Regions from separate parts of the Homo sapiens genome. Here region 1 is linked to region 2. A link is a loop called in an ENCODE intact Hi-C map of the cell type or tissue named here. Cell type or tissue: gastrocnemius medialis. All regions are shown on one strand. Links, peaks and the distances in the headings refer to the core of each region. The heading gives the core; the rest is flanking DNA.

What was found. Peaks named below come from ENCODE experiments on the same cell type or tissue, not always from the same donor. Only the 100,000 strongest peaks of a DNase experiment are listed, where the experiment ranks them.
Region 1: a loop joins it to region 2, with 6 times the contacts of the local background. A loop is called at or near these places in 3 of 110 quality-filtered maps.

The regions. Positions count from the first base shown.
Region 1 is chr3:52,604,506-52,609,882 of GRCh38, forward strand. It overlaps PBRM1 (polybromo 1), which reads right to left. Exons shown (of 32, transcript NM_001405607.1): 18 at 4,808-5,377. Among named protein-coding and RNA genes, the nearest start is that of UQCC5, 71 kb to the left of the region's middle. In gastrocnemius medialis, for the core only: no CTCF peak of the experiment used is centred there; a DNase peak (open chromatin) is centred at 2,346; H3K27ac peaks cover 3,697 bases.
Region 2 is chr3:52,468,873-52,474,249 of GRCh38, forward strand. It overlaps NISCH (nischarin), which reads left to right. Exons shown (of 21, transcript NM_007184.4): 4 at 1,987-2,035; 5 at 2,942-3,105; 6 at 3,431-3,526; 7 at 4,862-4,957. Among named protein-coding and RNA genes, the nearest start is that of NISCH, 16 kb to the left of the region's middle. RefSeq lists an enhancer at 2,362-2,862. In gastrocnemius medialis, for the core only: a CTCF peak has its summit at 3,260 (motif pointing right); DNase peaks (open chromatin) are centred at 2,809 and 3,269; H3K27ac peaks cover 3,550 bases.

The DNA of each region.
Region 1 (5,377 bases), core at 115-5,114, 140 kb after region 2:
GCCTAAGCAACACAGCAAGACGCTGTCTCAACAAAAAAGTAGCCTGGCATTGGGGTACACACTTGCAGTCCTAGCTATCCGGGAAGCTGAGGCGGGAGGGTCACTTGAGCCCAGGAGTTCAAGGGTGCAGTAAGTTATGATGGCACCGCTGCATTCCCACTCTGGGCAACAGAGCAAGACCCTGTCTGTTAAAAAAAAAAAAATCAATAAACAGGCCAGTTGTGGTGGCTCACACCTACAATCCCAGCACTTTGGGAGGCCAAGGTGGGCCAAAATGGTGAAACCCAGTCTCTGCTGAAAATACAAAAACTGATGGTGCACACATGTAATCTCAGCTACTCAGGAGGCTGAGGCAGGACAATCACTTGAACCCGGGAGGTGGAGGTTGCAGTGAGCCAAGATCGCGCCGCTGCACTCTAGTCTGGGCAACAGAGTGAGTGAGACTCTGTCCCAAAATAAATAAATAAATAAATAAATAAATAAATAAAATGTGGGGAGTGGGCAAAATAAACTTCAGACTTTAGAATTTTGACTGGAGGAAATTTTATTACTGTTTCTAGTACCACTGTGGTCTGAGGAAGGTTTACATACAATTGTTTTTATTTCATTTTATTTTGAGGCTGGGTCTTGCCCTGTCACCCAGACTGGAGTGCAGTGGCGTGATCACAGCTCACCATAGCCTCAACTTCTTGGGCTCAGGCTGGCTAATTTTAAAATTTTTTGTAGCAACAGGGTGCTCCCTGTGTTGCCCAGGCTGGTCTCGAACTCCTGGCCTCGAGTGATCCTCCCTCTTCAGCCTTCCAAAGTGCTTAAATTACAGATGTGAGCCACCACACCTGGCTGGCATAAATCAAATTCTATTAACTAAGAATACCAGAGTCTAAAAACTTATTCACAAAACTAACCACAAAGGTCTTAGCAGTTACAGAGACATTCTGGTCAGAGGAGTGTGGCCAAGTAGGCCACCTACTGATACATGCCACTAGAGCATCAAACTTCAGAGAGGTCCCCAGAATGCTGCTCCCATCAGCAAAGGTGAACTGACAAACAATTAAAAGACACGATCAATAATCTAAATGGGTGTTTCCGGAAAGTCTCTTTTTTTTTTTTTTTTGAGATGGAGTTTCGTTCTTGTTGCCCAGGCTGGAGTACAGTGGTGCGGTCTCAGCTCATTGCAACCTCTGCCTCCCAGGTTCAAGCGATTCTCCTGCCTCAGCCTCTCAAGTAGCTGGGATTATAGGCACCTACCACCATGCCTGGCTAATTTTTGTACTTTTAGTAGAAACGAGGCTTCACCATGTTGGCCAGGCTGGTCTCGAACTCCTGACCTCAGGTGATCCGCCCGCCGTGGCCTCCCAAAGTGCTGGGATTACAGGTGTGAGCCACTGTGTCCGGCCTTGGAAAGGTTTTAAATATCTTTTGGGGTCATAGAAATGCTAATACTTGTAGGAAAGCAATAAAAATAAAACTTACCAAGGGAAGACACCCCTGAAACACTTTTTTTTTCTTCTTGAGACACAGTCTCACTCTGCTGCCCAGGCTGGAGTACAGTGGCACGATCATGGCTCACTACAGTCTCAATCTCCTGGCTCAAGCAATCCTCCCACCTCAACCTCTCGAGTAGCTGGGACTATAGGCATATGTCACCAAGCTTGGCTGATTTTTTAAATTTTATTTTAAGTAGAGCTAAGGAAGGTCTTGCTATATTGTCCAGACTGGTCTCAAGCTCCTGAGTGCAAGCCATCCTCCCACCTTGGGCTCCAAAAGTGCTGGGATTACAGGTGTGAGCCACTGTACCTGGCCCCTAAAACATAATTTTATGTTTGTTTTCTGAATGAAGATATTTGAATTCTGTTCACTTGAAATTAAAGTTCATTTTATAATAGTGTACAATTTTAAGTATAAAAAGTGAAAATTTCTGTAAATTAAAAGTAAAAAATTTTTGTAAAATTTTTGTAAATACCTTTCATGGTATACTAAAAGGGCAGATCATAATTCCATCATATCGCATGGTTTAGAAATGAACATTCTGTACAAGAGTCACTAAACACCTAGTATATGCTTTTGTTTATTCAAAGCATTATAAAGAATTTATTAGTCTACGAGGTCAGGTATTCATTGAATGTGCAGGAACATAAACGCAAGCTGGAAAAAGAACTCTAAATTCCCCTCAATTGGTAATCTTTTTATATAAGGCAGACATTCAGCAAAAGGAAATAATTAAGAATACAGGAGGCTCTTAATGCTTCCCTTGTTCATCTTCCCACAGGTCTCTTTTACCTGCAAGGGGATCAGAGTGTTTAGTCTGGGAATACTGCCAGCAGTTTAGGAAAGCCAGCAGCCAACTGGCATGAGTCAGCACTGTGCTGTTACTAAATACTGTTGATGGACAAACTATTGTCACCTGAGTGAATTTTTCTCTTGTTACGTCTCACTGTTCAGATTCCTTCTATTTTAGCCTGTGAAGTCCTAGGTGATGTTGGGTAGCAGTGGTGGGTAGGGGTAGGGGTAAATGGTGATGAAGCATGAAGACTCTTAGAGATCAACATGGAAATCTACGGTATGTAGACTTCATTGAATTTATGAACTAATATTTCTGGGATGCCTAGCTTTGTTACTGATAATATAGTAGATAAAGGCATAGTTTATCATTCACTAAATTGATGCATCTCCATCAATTCTTATTAAGTACTTATTCTTAATAAGTACTATAAGCAATCACAATACTATCTTTGTTCACAAAGTTAAGAATGGCTCCCCGTATGTTTTTCTTTAAAAAATTTTTCCTAACTACTAAATTACCAGGGATCCCTTTTGTTTTTCAACAAAGCTCTGGGCATGAGGGTAAAACTGTGTGCATCACTATCTCATAAAAATACACCTTGGACTCTATCTTCCAGGCCTCAAAAGCAAAAAACAACCATGTCAACAATGGGAGAATGAAAAGAGCTAATTTCCTAGAGATACAAATCTTAATTCTTAAAATAAACATTTCATCTATAAGACATAAACGAAGTTCCTAATAATCTAGAAGACAAATACTCATTGAAAGACTCACAGAACTAACACCAAGATGTAATGGGGCTAAGCAGGGAGGAGAGGAAGGGAGGGGTATTAGACTTAAGGACTACTTAAGCCAAGAACAAGAACAGAAAGAAGTCTAAGCTACATGAAAGCAGAGTTTGTTTTGCCCACTGGTGTATTACATGCATCTAGAATATGCTCATTAAGTAGCCTCTCAATAAATATGTGTTGAATAAATGAGTAACTCCAAGAGTTTTTGACTGCAAGATGTCCCTCCATCCTTCTCTTTATTTCTACTCAATTGCTGAAGAACCATATTATTAAGGACCATTTCTTAAAAGTGTCACACATGGGCCTCACCAAACTGGCCCCAACTCTATCCCTGTCTCTTAAACATATCATATTCATTTCCTAACTCCATTTCTTTGCTCATAACATTCATCTTATTTGAAATATCCTCTGGCCTATTCATTTGAACCCTACCTATCATCCCATGCCTTTTAAGGAGAACTGTGGCCCACAGAGTTCCTTACATCACCATCTTTACTAAATATAAGGTTGTGGCATGTTGTCTCATGTGTGGAATTATTTTTCCCTTAAGCGTAAGTCCTGGCCCATCCATCAGACTTCAAGCTTTTAGAGCACAGAGCTCAAGGCTTATCATCTATGGCCGTGCTCCATGACTTGTCCTGGTAACTGGCTCAGGAGTAGCCCTCTGCAGTGGAGAGCAAGACAAGTCACATCATTTACTAGTTGTAAGACTATGGGTAACTTTTCTCTGCCTATGCCTCTAATTCTTTCACATGCAAACTGAAAAGATTATCACTTATCTAGAATGGCTATCATAAGGGTTAGAGATTGCCTTCATAAAGTGCTTAGCATGGTGCTTTACGAAGAGCTGGTGCTTAACACAAGCAGCAAATGTTACTATGTTTTTTTTCTTTTATTTGCAAAGACACTGAAAGCAAACATTACTACTTGCTTTTCTTTAAAGGTTCAGAGCAAATTCTGATTTCATAGATTCCCCAGCTGGCATTACACTGCCTGAAGGTCTAGTTCTAAACATGATAGGCTGTAAGCTCCAGGAAGGTAAGGTTTGTATCTTTTTTTTTTTTATATTTTTCCAACTGTCTCTAAGTGCACATATAAAATACACTGTAATTGCTGAATTTAATAGTCAAGTCTGCTATTGACATGTAGCAACGATATATCACAGATAAAAATTAGAAGGAAATTTAAGTTTAAAGTAAATCTAAATTTGATTGCTTCTTTTAGAACATTTAATGTCTTCAGCAAGCTCTTAAGGTGAGAAACCTGAGATTAAAAAAAAAAAAGAAACCCTCTGAGGTACTTAAAATGGTGATCAAATTTCTATCAGTCTAACCTCAGGACAACACCTTAGAGCTATTTTATTTAAAGCATTCGTGCACTGAAGCCAAACCTTAAAAGAAAAACGCTGTTACTATTTCCAATTAGAAACATTTATCTTTTTAAAAAACACATTCTATGAAAGGCTGTATTTTAAGTTTATGCTTTTCAAGAGATTTTCAATTTTGTCTTCCTCCTCACTGGCCTTAAACTAGATGACTTAGTGGTGTGCCTTCTCTCCCCCACAGAATATACTCACTCTTAAGAAGTTCTGGCTGATTAGAATTCAGAATAGCATGCTACCAACTACAAATCATGTATGTAAGTGGAAATAGTACATCAAAGCAATATTCTTTCATCTGTTTTGTATTAAATAGCACATATCCTCAAAATAAAAATGGCTTTGAAAACATACCGATTCATCCTTCTTGCTCGTTCCAATACTTCAAACATATGCTCTTGAAATAAATCAAGCCGACGGTAGCGATTATTTTCAACATTCTTCCTAATTATGTCAAATGTAAGGGGTGGTTTGTTAGGAAAGTTGGGATCCACAGCAGGAATTTCTGCTAAAGAATCGCTGTAGCATCTTCCCTCATCATCCTGATGACTCATGACTGACACAAAAAGATTGTGGATAAGCTCTTGAATCAGCAAAGTCACATTTGGGACATGAGAGTCCTCATCTCCCTCCAGGTCTCTGCGTGTTTCAAGCAGGACTTTGTGTAGAACAAGAGCATCTTTGTAGATCAAAGACTCCGGCTCATTGTATGTACAGGCATTATTAAACATCATGACAAAGTCCTCAACCATAGAGTCAATATCTTGGTACTTGTTGGCCATCATGTGACTTCGAATTTTTTCCATGTCCATGGGCTTTTTAATAGTCAGATAGTAGTCAGGCAACTCAGATCTAGAGGGAAGCCTCAGAAATATGGCACTGAGGCGGCGACCCCTCTTATCAGTATAGTTCTTTACAGCTTCA
Region 2 (5,377 bases), core at 335-5,334:
TGAGAGAAGAGGCCCAAGAAGTCATGAAGGATAAAAAAAAATTAGAGGTTAAACAATGTAAAAATGAAAAACCTCTGTCAGAAAAAGCACCATGAACAAAGGTAAAAGGTATATGCAGACTGGGAGGAAATGTTTACAACATATAAACCACCATTAAAATGGCCACAGTGTATAAAAGATAAGAAAGAGACAAACAACCCAAGAGAAAAACAGGAAAAGGACACCCTGTCTCCTGTGTCTTTAGAATCCCATAAACACGTGAATTGCTTGTCCTGGTGGAAGCGATGTTCCCAATGTTCCTGTGAGTTATGAGGATTATGCAGCCTCCATCTGGAGCTGTTTACGAAAAGGCCTGTTGGCTGCCATCTGTCGATGAGTTAAAATTCCTACCTGTGGGATGTGGGGGTGGGGGGCTGAGGGCCTTGGGGGCACTGCCAACCCCACAGTTATTACACTGAACTGCTGAGGCAACGGGTTTCATATGCAGAGGCCCAAGGCCAAGGGCTTGAGTGTGGCTTTGCTGGTTTTTAGCCATGTAAAATTGAGGGTGTCGGCGCTTGTCCACCTCAGGTTGTTCATTTGTGAAACGGAGCTCAAGATAGAAGCTTCCGTTGCTGGGTGCAGTGGTTCACACCTGCAATCCCAACAACTTGGGAGGCCGAGGTGGGGGGATCTCTTGAGGCCAGAAGTTCAAGACCACCCTGGGCAACATAGTGAGACCCTGTCTCTACAAAATATTTTCTTAAAAATTAGTTGGTTGGCTAGGGGCAGTGGCTCATGCCTGTAATCCTGGCACTTTGGGTGGCTGAGGCAGGGTGGATAACTTGAGGACAGGAGTTTGAGATCAGCCTGGCCAACATGGTGAAACCCTGTCTCTACTAAAAATGCAGGAATTAGCTGGGCATCTTGGCACATGCCTGTACTACCAACTACTTGGGAGGCTGAGGCAGGAGAATCTCTTGAACCTGGGAGGCAGAGGTGGCGGTGAGCCGAGATTACACCACTGCACTCTAGCCTGGGCAACAGAGCAAGACTCCGTCTCAAAAAAGAAAAAAAAAAAAAAAAGCAGGTTGTGCTGATGCACACCTATAGTCCCAGCTACTTGGGAGGTTGAGGCAGGAGGATTACTTGGGCCCAGGAGTTCCAAGCTGCAGTGAGCTATGGTCATACCATTGCACTCCAGCCTGAGTGACAGAGCAAGACCCTGTCTCTATTTAAAAAAAAAAAAAAAAAAAGCAGTTATCGCTTTTCCTCTTGTAGGATGTTGGGAGGATTCAGGAGCCTTCAGTGGCTCAGGGCATGACCCAGTATGAATTAGGATCCAAGCGTGTTGTTTGTATGACTGGGGGCTTGGCCTTGTCCTGCCCTTCATCACATCATTTAAAAAGGAAATCCTTCCCGCTTCTTTCTTGGGACCCTGGGGCTGAGTGTTACTGTTGTGAATCTGGAAGGGATGAACACAAGAAGAAAACAAGTGTTCACTCTTTTCCTGAGACACATTTGAAACGTGAGAGGAAGTGGAAATGGTCATTCCCAGGGAGGGTTAGCTCTGGGTGGTCCTTCATCCCACCAGGGTGATAAGAGCCTCTCTTCCAGAAAAAACAGGACTTTTCTCTCTGCCACACCCTCTCCTAGGAACACCCAGAGCCAGTTTTGGGAGCTGCTGGCTTCCCAAAAGCCCTTAGAGTAATGCAGCTCTGCTGGCCTCCTGGGCTACAGTGCCCTTGGCCCTATGGACTGGAGTCGCAGCATTAGGCTGATTTCCCTTCTGCTTTGGAGGAGACATTTCAGGTATCCACATAACTAGAATACTTAGTTTCCCTTTCTAAGCTTCTTGCTTCATTGTAGGTTTATGCCCTCCTTTCTTTAGTTTAACTTCCTAGAGAGATGGCACTGGCACAACAGAGGGGATAGATAGCGGGGAATGTGACCCCAGGGACTGGGGTCAGGTGGACTTTCTAAGGGCAAATTTTGTGTTCTCTGCAGGAGATAAATGGCATCACCGCGGCACTGGCTGAAGAGCTCTTTGAGAAAGGTATGTGGCCACATGTCCCTGAAATACTGAGCATAAGTTGTGTAGTTTTATGAGGCGGCCAGAGGCACAGGATGGCATAGAAGTCACTCTGGAGCCCACCTACCTCCCCTGTAGGTGGCCAGGTCTGAGGAGCTGTGGTCCTTCAGTACTCTTGAGTACCATGTCAGGGGCTCAGCCCAGACTTGGGCTGTGTTCCAAAGCGCTGTGGTGGGTGCTGGAAGGTGGGTAGCACACTGCTCCCTCGCACCTGGTTTGTGCTTACCTGAAAGGGCTCAGATGGCAGATAGAAGCTGACCCTGGGTCCCATCCCTGCCAGAGAGCACAGTTATAGTAGCTCATGTGTGATGAATGCTTCCTGTTTGCATCTTACTGCCTTCCCCCAGGAGCCACAGGTATAGGGAAGGATACGGGGTCAGCGGCCCAGTCACCAGCCTGAGGGCACATGGCTGGGAGGAGTGGAGCGAGGACCAAGCAGCAGTCAGTTGGGCTCAGAACCCATCCTGCTTCCAGGCTCTGCACCACGCTGGCACCATAGGCCTGCGCCTGACCTGGGTGTTTGCATTTCGGAGGTTGCAGCATAGGTGTGTCACCCAGAATGCTGTCCCTCTCCGCAGCCTCACTCTGGCCCAGTGCCTTTGGTCTCGACTCGGCCTCACTCCTCCCTCAGTGGCTCCCCAGCCTCACAGCCCCACAGCCCTGCCCTCCTCTGTCATCACATGTCTAGGGTTGCCCTGTGCCTAGCAGGCACCCAGGAGGGCAGCAGCTCCTGCATGCCCAGGGCGCTGGCTTTGCCCTGACACAGTGGGTGCTTGCCAACTGCTTGTTGACAGAAAAGGTGGAAATCCTGGCTGCACGAGGGCTGGGGCTGCGGCTGGACACTTATCCTTCAGGGCATGGCTCTTGCAGGAGAACAGCTCCTGGGGGCCGGCGAGGTCTTTGCCATTGGACCCCTGCAGCTGTATGCCGTCACGGAGCAGCTGCAGCAGGGAAAGCCCACGTGCGCCAGTGGGGATGCCAAGACCGACCTCGGGCACATCCTGGACTTCACCTGTCGCCTTAAGTACCTTAAGGTAAAGCTGCAGCAGCTCAGTCATGGAGAGCCCCGCAGTCGGTGGGGGTGCAACCTGCGGGGGACTGGCTGGCAGTTTGTGTGAAGGAGACCATGGGGGACTGTTGGTGGAAGGAAGGCCGCCCGGTTATTCTTGGCACTATGCTTCTGGCTGTGGGCACCAGGGGGCGGTCGTGACCCAGTGTCCCGTTAAATTAAGTCCTGGCCTGAGCCTGCTTTGTTGAAGACAGAAGTGGTCAAAGTTGTCTTCAACTTGTCAGCTGCTGCAGCACTCCCCGATGGGCATGCGACACTGTTCCCAATTTAAGCCTTATCTTTGGCTTCAGGTTTCTGGCACAGAAGGACCTTTTGGGACCAGCAACATTCAGGAGCAGCTCCTGCCGTTCGACCTATCAATATTCAAGTCCCTGCATCAGGTGGAGGTAAGGCCCAGCGCTGCACAGCATCCTCTCGCTCCCAACTCAGAGGCTAGAGAGTGTTTGTGATGTTGGGTGTCCTAATTTAATCATAAGGTGCTGTGCTTTCGTGTTTGGCAGTATGTGACAGGTTCTGCGTAGGTGACCAGGCCCTCTGAAGGCGGAGAAAGAGAGGCCTCTCCTGTCCCTGGCTGGTCTGCACACACCTTCCCTGGCGTGAGCTGCAGGGGCGGTTAGCCAGGGTGGAGCACCAGCACCTGGCTCATTCTAGGACTCCTCATAGGGGCAGGGGGCATGTGTACCTCAAGTTCAAGTCCTGGGAAGTCATCCTGGGGGTCAGACAGAACTAAATACAAGTCTGTATTTCCCAAGGCCGATTGGCAAAGAGCTTTGAAGATGCCCTGCCCTCTGGGGCACCCACACAAGAAACACTCTGCATCTGTCACTACTGGACTCTTTGGTTTGCGATGCCAATTTTAGCATTTTTGAAAAGAAAAGTCAGTAATGAATACAAAAAAAGTTTTAAAGCATAATTTTTTGAGCATGGCTTTTGTGTTCTGCCCTGTGGCCCCATGTCTCCTTGATTGAATCTTCCCAACAGCCCCGTGAAGAGGGCACTTTTATTTCCATTTTACAGTTGGGGAAACTGAGGCTTGGGCAGATAAGGAAGTTTGGCCAGGGCCACACAGTTAATGAGCGGAAACCTGGGATTTGAATTCAGCTGAGACTGCCTCCAGAGCCTCTGCTGTGCACTGGGCTGTTCCGTCTACAGTGGTCTAGGGAAACTTGTGGTGTGCCCTGCTGCCGATTGAGGACAGGGAAGTGAAGGGGAAACCCGACCCAGCCCTGCCAAGCAGGCTGAGGCTCTGGATCTGGGTCTTGGGTGTGCTTGGGCAGGTGGCTTGGGGAGTGTGCTTTGACCTGTGGCCTGCCCCTCCTCACCACAAGACAGCTCAGTTCCATGGAGTGGGGGCTGGGTGAACAGGAGGATCCACCCCACTCGCTGTGCTGTGGAGGCCCCTTGTTCTCCCCAGCAGTTTCCATGACCCACACTTTATGTTCACCTGCCAAGCCCCAGGCAGCCCTTACAGAGGAAATGGAATTTGTGGTCCATTGTGAGTCTGAGGGGCCAGGCACCTTTCTTACTAGATACTTCAGGGAATGTTTGGTCGGCACTGACACTGGGAAAAAGAGACACTTTGGTCTTGAGTGGCCTCCCATCTCTGAGGATTTGGGTTGCCTGTCATTGTGCTTTTGTATGGGGGTAGGAAACACCTGCATCTGGGGACTTCTGACGGAGCAAGGATTCTGTTTCTGAGATGCAGCTGTTCTTTGTTCCAGATAAGTCACTGTGATGCTAAGCACATCAGAGGGCTGGTCGCATCGAAGCCCACCTTAGCCACGCTGAGTGTCCGCTTCTCAGCAACCTCGATGAAGGTAAGCTTCACCTATATCCTGCCTGGGGCAATGTCTGTGGATCAGGGTCCTGGGCTGTGGTCTCCACCACTAAGGATGGGTGAGGACACTGCTATGTCTATCAGTATTCAGAGGCTGGACCTTCTGTGGGGTAGGCAGACACTCATGGGGGGCCTCCCAGCACTTGACAGCCCCTGGGACACTTTAGTTCACATCTGCATAAAAAGTTCGTGTTGTTAACAGGACATTTTAAGGAACTTGGCTTCTTTCCCCAAAAAATAAAAAATGTCATTGGTGTTTTTGTGTTGTTTTGTTTTTGTTTTGAGCTAGAGTCTTGCTCTGTGGCCCAGACTGGAGTACAGTGGTATGATCTCAGCTCCCTGCAACCTCTACCTCCTGGGGTCAAGCGATTCTCCTACCTCAGCCTCCCAAGTAGCTGGG